Linked DNA regions of Mus musculus: region 2 is linked to region 1. A link is a loop called in an ENCODE intact Hi-C map of the cell type or tissue named here. Cell type or tissue: gastrocnemius. All regions are shown on one strand. Links, peaks and the distances in the headings refer to the core of each region. The heading gives the core; the rest is flanking DNA. Region 1 overlaps Ccnd1 (cyclin D1). Region 2 has its middle 46 kb from the start of Gm46023.

What was found. Hi-C counts contacts between places; a loop is a spot of excess contacts. Peaks named below come from ENCODE experiments on the same cell type or tissue, not always from the same donor. Only the 100,000 strongest peaks of a DNase experiment are listed, where the experiment ranks them.
Region 2: a loop joins it to region 1, with 3 times the contacts of the local background. A loop is called at or near these places in 32 of 42 quality-filtered maps.

Annotation. Positions count from the first base shown.
Region 1 is chr7:144,935,382-144,939,769 of GRCm38, reverse strand. Ccnd1 (cyclin D1) reads left to right here. Exons shown (of 5, transcript NM_007631.3): 1 at 1-274; 2 at 1,668-1,883; 3 at 2,317-2,476. The coding sequence starts at 77. Among named protein-coding and RNA genes, the nearest start is that of Ccnd1, 2.3 kb to the left of the region's middle. In gastrocnemius, for the core only: CTCF peaks have their summits at 2,141 and 4,026; DNase peaks (open chromatin) are centred at 2,107, 2,873, 3,566, 3,979 and 3 more places; H3K4me3 peaks cover 2,236 bases; H3K27ac peaks cover 1,775 bases.
Region 2 is chr7:145,113,143-145,117,530 of GRCm38, reverse strand. No RefSeq gene overlaps it. Among named protein-coding and RNA genes, the nearest start is that of Gm46023, 46 kb to the right of the region's middle. In gastrocnemius, for the core only: a CTCF peak has its summit at 2,667 (motif pointing right); a DNase peak (open chromatin) is centred at 2,702.

The sequences.
Region 1 (4,388 bases), core at 92-4,091:
CAGCGCGAGGCAGCGCGCGTCAGCAGCCGCCACCGGAGCCCAACCGAGACCACAGCCCTCCCCAGACGGCCGCGCCATGGAACACCAGCTCCTGTGCTGCGAAGTGGAGACCATCCGCCGCGCGTACCCTGACACCAATCTCCTCAACGACCGGGTGCTGCGAGCCATGCTCAAGACGGAGGAGACCTGTGCGCCCTCCGTATCTTACTTCAAGTGCGTGCAGAAGGAGATTGTGCCATCCATGCGGAAAATCGTGGCCACCTGGATGCTGGAGGTAAGAGACTTTACAGGCTGCTAGCTTGGGACCCCCTGGCAACTTGTTGCTATCACCAACATCTTCCTCCCTTCTCTTCCCTTCCGTCACGGAGTTTTCCGGGTGCGTTGCTAGGACTCGGTATTCACAAAATAAATAGATTGGGTCCTTTTGAACGAGGAAGGTTTGGGAGTTGGGAAGATGGGAATTCCTTTTCCTGGTGGAGGGCAGTCGGGGAGGGGTGCCTTCGAGGGAGGACGGTGTCAGCGACACCACAGAGGGTGCAGGCTGAGCTTCTGTGGCCCCCGCTTGTGCCCCATTCCTGCAGCGCCTCGGCGGGGGCCGCCCCTGCGCGTTTCGCCAGCTCAAGGGGGGAGGGGGCATAAATTTGATTTTTAAATTAATATCCATGGACACGTATGCAAGGGCCGCTCGTGCCAATATTATGCGCCATCTTTGCTCCTTTATTGCAAAGCAAAAAGTGTTTATTAATAATTGGGGGCAGGGCAGGGAGCGGCAGTAGGGGCGCTGGGACAGGCACGAGGGGCCTCGTGGCGGCCGGGAATCACTAAATAAGACAGTGTGAGGAATATTTGGGGTGGGGGATTCTTTGTTCAAACAGCGGACCTGGGTACCCCGCACACGCTGCCTGGCCCAGAGAAAACGCCAGGCTGCAAGGTCGCGTGGCCCCCTAGTCAATGAGACTGACTGTTGTGCGTGCGGTTCTGGATTTGGAGGAACCTGTCTAGGTCAAACTGGGGGCGGAGGGGGACAAAAGCACATTTTCAGATGTTCAGCAGGAGACTCAGGGGTCCCAAAATATTTTAAAATAATTTTTAAAGTGAGGCATAATGCCCTTGTAGAGGCAAACAGCGCCCGCACCCTGCAAAAGGGGGGCCCCCGGAGTTTGAGTTGCTGGAGCTCACCCCCCGATGTCCACTGAGCTCCTGACCCTCGGCTTGGATCAAGGGTCGTCCGATGGTTATTTTCAGGTCGTTTTTAGGCACCTAGTTATTTTTTAAATATTTTTAAATATTTTTTGAAAAGATGACGTCTGGGAAATGCAGCGCGGCGGCCTGGGACGCCACCATTGTGTCTCGCGTGCGCTCGAGCGGCGCCCAGCCCCCGGCGCCCCGCCAGCCCCGCGGTGGGGTTCTCTGGCTTGTGGCTTCCTAATTTCAACAGGGGACCGGGGTCTCCGTGGCCACCATTGCTTCGACCGGCCCCGCCAGCTGCCCAAAGACTTTCCCTTTCAGTTTCAGGGTGGGTGGGCACTGGGAACCCTCGGAGCAGGAGCGCATCCCAGGGAGTTGGCCACCGGAATCCCTCTCTGTGCAATCTAGGAGAAGGGAATGGGGTCGTATCGAGCGACGCCCCCCTCCCACGTTGACGGTCAGGGTCCGGATCCCCGCAGGTCTGTGAGGAGCAGAAGTGCGAAGAGGAGGTCTTCCCGCTGGCCATGAACTACCTGGACCGCTTCCTGTCCCTGGAGCCCTTGAAGAAGAGCCGCCTGCAGCTGCTGGGGGCCACCTGCATGTTCGTGGCCTCTAAGATGAAGGAGACCATTCCCTTGACTGCCGAGAAGTTGTGCATCTACACTGACAACTCTATCCGGCCCGAGGAGCTGCTGGTAACCACGTAACCCACCACCGACAATCCCTCTTTATGCTGGGTGGTGGGAGCTGCAAATGGCAGGAGATCCAGCCATCCATGGACAGATCTCCTGCCCCACGAAAGGCACCCGCACCGCACCGCACGACACCGAAATGGCAGTGAGCAGAATGCCAACCCATTCTACCTCTGTGCCCGCCCTCTTTCCGTACTGGACTCCCCACCATGTCTGTGGTGAAACCACTCTGAAATGTGGGCGGTGTGCGCCCCCTAGCGACGTGCAGGCCACGGCGCTGGCGGTGGGAGATTCTTTTTGTCCGCAGTCTGTCCCCTTAGTATTTCTACAGGCACATTTTGTTGTTTACCTGTATGGGGTCCCGGGTTGACCCAACTCTTTAGACCTTCTCGAATCAGCCTGCCTTCCTTTTGACCGTGTTCCTCATTCTCTGCAGCAAATGGAACTGCTTCTGGTGAACAAGCTCAAGTGGAACCTGGCCGCCATGACTCCCCACGATTTCATCGAACACTTCCTCTCCAAAATGCCAGAGGCGGATGAGAACAAGCAGACCATCCGCAAGCATGCACAGACCTTTGTGGCCCTCTGTGCCACAGGTAAGGCTCCACCCCCATTCTTCCCAGGAAGAGCGGGCTCCTTGCCACTCCCCCTGGGGTTAAGGCCTCTTTCCTTGCTATCTATTCTGAGCCCAGGGTGCAGATAGTTTGTTGGAGAGATAGATGATACTGGGTGGCACATTCTCTTGGCTAGTATCTTGGAGACCTAACAGAATGACACAGCTTCCCTGTGCCAACCTTTCCACTGCCAGGAAGTGGTACGGCCACAGCATGCTTTCTGAAGAGGTTTTTGCCTCTTTTCCTAGGCTTCCTGCCTTGCCTCTGTTCTTAAGGAGCTCGAGCTATAGAGCACACACACACACACACACCAGCTTCTCCCAGGCTGAGCCACCTGCTAGGGGTTCCTACATGGATGGGACAAATGGTCCAGCCTCAGCCCCACGAGCTACATACAGTACAGTCCCAGAGCAGGAACTTAGAGGCCCCACCAGGGGTACTGCAGGCCAGTACTTTTTGGCTGAGTCCTGGGAGGGTTGGCTGGAAACAGAGAAACTAGAACCTCCCTATGACTCCTCCAAGGGACCCTCCCTGGCCCCAGACCCCAGGTAGATTAGGCTGACATAAGTCATGGTAGACAGCCATGCAGGAACCCACACACATAGACAACCCTGCTACTTCTGAGTGGTTTCAGTACTACTTCTGACAGCTGCTCCTCACCTCTAACTGAGAACCCTACCCAGGAGGCTTAGCAATATTGAGGGGGTGTGGTGTTCTCCCACCTGTTGAGGACCCCCTTCCTCTGTGGCCCTGATCAGACCTCAGTTGCTATAGCTGTTTGGCCTGTGATGTCAGAAGGGCCGGTAGAGTATCTCCCCCCACCCCCAACCTCCACCTCACCCCCGCTGTCTCAGTGACATCTTCTTATGTCTGACAGCCCCATAGCCAGTGTTTCTAAGCTGCTGGTGTGAGAATTTGGAAATTCTAGCTTGCCAACTACCTGCCGAGAGTGCTGAGCCCGCCCCAAGGGTACCAAACAAGGGGGTGGCAGATGGGAGTAGCAAGGCCATCAGTAGGCTGGAAGGATCTAAGGGGTGGGGGTGGCCCTGCTGGCAGTCAGGGAGGCAGCTGGCTGGGGTTTCTCTGAGGAGAGCGGAGCCTTTGGAAGCTCCAGGCAGCCTTTTATGGAGCTGAAAGTGCCTTCAGAGAGGCAGCAGAGTTTCCCAGAGATAACTTGGGGATGGAGAGGCACAACCTCCCCCAGGATAGTTCTGGCAGTAGTGTGCCCCTCCCGGGACCCCTAGATGCCAGCAGAGTAACCAGTAAGCGCTATATCTGGGTACAGCTGGACTCAGCTCTTCCAGCTCTCCTTACTGCCTTTGTCTGTGCCCCTGGAATACAGGTGGGGGTAAAGGACAGCTTGGTGACCTGCGGTAGGCCAGTGTTCTGTGGTCTGGAGCATTTGTTTCTCTGTAGGAGCAACCAGCTCCTTTGTCACACAGGAACCACTTTGGGAAAAGGCCAGTGTGACATCACCGTGAATGGAAAGATGCTGACATCAAGGCCAGGAGATCTGTCGTCTGTGTGACAGGGGTTCCCCCTATAGGAGATGGGAAGGCATAACTTCCCTTCTGCAAACCGCCCCCCCAACCTGGATTCCTGACTGCAGTTGAACAATGTGCTAGCTAGGGTTGGGGTTGTTAACACAGGTGGCCAGAGCGCTATGTGGATGGATACAGACAGTGGGAAACTGAACTTAATGAAGTATGTAGGTGTCAGACATGCCACTGAGCCAGGGTACACCTATGTCATCAGCAACCAGTGTGAAGACACAGATGTTAGTAGCTAGGGATCCTTATAGGACATAACAGATCTTGCTACTGCCCGTGGGAGGGAGAAAAACAGGCTCTGGAAGGGGCTGGGGACTCCTGGTCCTGCTGGCTGGAGTCTCACT
Region 2 (4,388 bases), core at 244-4,243, 180 kb before region 1:
CTCCAGAAGAGACCCCCACTGGGCCAGGAGTCAAGTGTTGAGAGGTCCATGCAGGTGTCAAGGCAGGCAGGGAAAGGAACCACAAAGAAAGTACAAACTTGATTAAGGGAGACATAGTCTGCCAGGCTGAATCAAGCTTTGGGAGAGTCGGATGCATGGTAGTTTATTGGCACTATATTTAGAAGCAATAGAATTTGGGGGAAAGTTTCTGGGCAGCCACCATTCCTATCCCAGGGTACAACAAATCTTCAGGTGTGGTGACGTAGACACTTCTTTGCAAAGTGCATGTGACCTAGAAGCTGGGCTCTGTAGTGAAAGTGCTTAGGAACCAGTGTGGTCTCTGAGAGAGCACGGAGGTCAGCAGACTATGAAGCCCATGCCTCAGAATGAGGAGGTCACTAGGAGCCTGCCAGGAGTCAGCCAGCATTACAGCTGTCTTTCACAGAGTGTATGGGAATGGGTCTGACACCACCCAGGTGTGTGTGTGTTTGCATGCACACACTCATGTGTACAGATACCCCCTTCTACAGATCCATGTGATGATGTCAGTCCCTCCTGAATAGTATTTCTTCCTTAAATTGTGTGAGTGCTGTCTAATCTACTCTCATCATGGACAATCACTCCGTGGCATTCACCATGGCTGGGGATTTGCATGCTAGAGGGTGTGTGTGGATCAAAGGTGAGATCTGGGGCTGTCTCAGCAGAATTCTGCCCACCAGTGTGTACTGAAATTTGATTTTGCTTCCCATTTCCACAGAGTCACAGGTGATCAGACTGACTAGGGTGGGACCAACACGGTTCTGCTTTCCCATGGTTGATAATCTTGAGGATACAGGCTGACTATGCTACTGCTGGTGGTGGTAGTGATGTCAGTAATGTTGATGGTGGTGGTGGTGGTGGTGGTGGTGGTGGTGGTGGTGGTGGTGGTGGTGATGCTGATGCTACTGATGATGATAGTGATTGTGATGATGATAGTCATGGTGGTGATATTGATAAAGGTGATGTGATGATGATGATGGTGGTGGTGGTGGTGGTGGTGGTCATGATCGTGATAATGGTAGTAGCAGCTGCAGCTCCTACAGCTGTCAGCTGCGATCGTAAGGTAGTGATTGGCATTCTACAGTGCCTTGTCCCATAAATAACACAGACTGCTAGCTAGTGCATCTGGGTGACTAAATGAGATCATTCAAGTAAAGGTTTGTGCAGAGCCCAGCCATTTATGACCCAGGTAACTCTCTGTGAAGATTCCTTACATCACACCACCTTGTTCTGATTTAGAACAGGCATCTATCCACACAGAGGCATGTTTATGTGCTCACCCACATCTGAAGTCACCTCAGGTGCCATCCAGAGCCCAAGCATAGCAGAGAGAGGCCTGAATGCAGGTGGGTTCCTGGGGCACACACCATAGGTCTGTTGCACCTCGGTAGGCTGCTCAGCGGGCCCAGGACTCACCCTGAAGATCAGAGAGGTGGTGTGGAGAGCTGTAGAGGGATTTCTTGTCCCTCCTCAGTCCCTGGGAGAACCCACACCCGGGCCCTGTACTTTACATCTTTGACTTATTTTGCAATGTAAGAACATTCGAGAGCAACAGTCAAATCTGTGTGGGTAACAGGCATAACACTGAGGACCAGCAAGAAACAACCCCAAGGGGCCAAGAATGCAGGCAGGTCTGAGGTGTGAGGTGTGAGGTGTGAGCAAGGCTTTGAGAGAGCGGTACAGAGTGGAGTCAGTGCTGCTCTGATGGCGCAGCCAGTTGCCCTCTAGGTTTAGCCGCTATCTTGTAAGGTGACTTAAACCTCTCTTGGCCTCACTTTCCTTCTTGAGGTAAGAGTAGACAGAATTAATTCTGTCACTATAGGTGCATGTTCAGACCAAGTTGTTTCCACCATTATAACCATCATCATCATAACTACCACTATCAGCATCTCCATCATCTCTGTCATTATCACCATATTGTCATCAGCATTACCATTATCACTACCATCACCACAATCATCACCATCACCACCATCATTATCTTCACCATCACTAGCAACACCATCACCACCATCATTATCTTCACCATCACTAGCAACAGCATCACCAATATCACTATCACCACTATCACCATAACCATCACCATAACCATCACCATTACGATCGTCACTATCATCAGCATCCTAACCACCATCACCATCATCAGCATAGCAGTCACCTCTATCACTATAACCACACTCTCCACCACCATCATCACCACCACCCCCACTCCTCAACTGGTTAATAGTTAGTCTAGCACACACTTTGAGTATAGAAGACAGAAGAGAGAATTGTTAAGTGACAAATTCAGATTTCTATGTCCTTCCCTCCCAGTAGGACTCATTTGGGCTGTTGGGGGTCACAGAGGCAGACATCAGCACAAAGACATGAAGTTGGCTAATCAAAGTGTGCTTGAGTCTCAGGAGACATGCCGGACTCTGGGATTGTGCAGTAGACGCAGGTGGGATGAGGCACCATCCCACAGAGAGAAGAGCTATGGGAGGCAAGCCTGCCGAGTTCTCAGACCAGCATCTCCCTCTGGCTAGGTGACCTCTTCTCTCTCAGCCTCTGCTCCCATCTCTAAAATGGGGACACACTGAGACATCAGGCTCTGCCCTTAACAAGCCTCTTGGGCCTTCCCTGAGCAACCAGTAGGTGGAGCTGATGGGCAAGTAGGAAGGAAAGGGGGGTCCTGTAGTAGGAAGAATTCTGGGAGCAGTCTAGTAGGGTCTGGGAGGCCTAACAATACTTCCTGAGGACACAGGAGCCACATTACCTCTCTGGGTAAGGGTACCAAAGCAGCCATCCACAGGCATTCCCAGTGTTCCCTGTAAGGAGTCACACCCTTCCTGTGGCAGCCAGACACTGGGTAGGTTCTGGATGTCCATCTCTCTACCTCCATTTTGGATTGGTCCCTGAGCCTCATTATCCTCCCTTCCCACTGTTTCTGCCCAGATGACCAGCTCATGGGAAACTCATCTCCTATCCTAAAAACCCAGCAACAGAGGACATTTCTGGAGGGGGGAAGTGAGACATTGTCTCTGCCATATCCAGGGTTCCCAGCCCTGGGGGCAAAGCCAGGCCCTAATGAGGCCCGTGAGGCCTATAGTCCCTGCAGAGCATTGGCTGGTTCAGGGCTACAGTGCCACCTCTGGTTGCAGACAGTGTCAGCCGCAGAGCTCTTGATGGGCTCTTGCACATGCTTTCTGCTCTCCTTTCTTCCCTGGGGTTTCCTTGGGATCTGACCTTTGTCTGTTGATCTGGCCACCACAATGTTCTGAGCAGCTGGGGGTGTAGGGCTGCCTGAGCCCTGCCCTGTTCCCTCTTTTAGCAACAGGCAGAGCACATTAAAAGTATTTGCCAAGCCCTCGTTGGATTGGGGATGCCCGGGATAAGATTGGAATGGGGATGGCAGATTGCTGATTGAGGCCACAGTGGGACTCATGGAGATTTCTGTCTCCATGGCTGTCCAGAAGGTGAACAAGAGGCTGGGGTGGAGGACCCCCTCATCATCCCGCCGCTTTGCCTGCAGCTTCTATGCCACCCAGCTCCCATATTGCCGTGCACACCCATATGAGACCTGAGGGCCGCAGCTCTTCACCATCTGTGATGGGAACAGTTGTAGCCCCGCAGGCTGTATGGGCAGCCCTAAAGTAGGTTCCCTCACTGGCTAAGGTTGTTTTAAAGCCAGAAGGTGCAGTGTGAGTGAATGACTGACTGACTGACTGAGTGAGTGAATGGATGAATGGCCCCTCACCTCTAGGGTTCTAAGGTCACTGGGAGTTATTGCTCATAAATGGAACCTCTGTGACCTGAGTTCTCCCAGCTCTCCTGATACACCTGACTGTGACTTCTGCCTGGCTTAACCCCAGAGGAAGGGTTGCAGAAAGGAGCCCTTTCTACCAAGAACTGCATTAAATCACGAATGCTCGCCCACCAGGAAGTCCTTCCCACCCATGGTTTCTTCTTCCTGAAGCCCCACAACCCACCCCATACAAAAGTGAGGGCTTTGCAGAGAGCAGATAACCAAACAGGGTCTCTCTCCTTCACACTTGACTGCTCTTAACCTTATATCTCTATAGCCTGGCCCCATGGGTGCTGTACCTGCAGCCGGCCAGCTCACACCAGGTAGAGTACAGGCAGTCACCAACAGCTGAGCTGTGTGCCTCTTGGCTGTGGTACGGTGTCAGGGTGGCTTGCCTAGCTCAAACTATCTCTGCCTTCATCGGTTACCATCTGGAGCCTAAGGCAGGGTGCCCCAGGCAGACACCTTCCCAGAGTCTTTATTTCCCTCACATCCCCATGTCAGTGCTATGGACAGAGCTACTGTTGGGTGTGTGCCTGTGTTCCTCCCACTAGTCTGGGAAGCC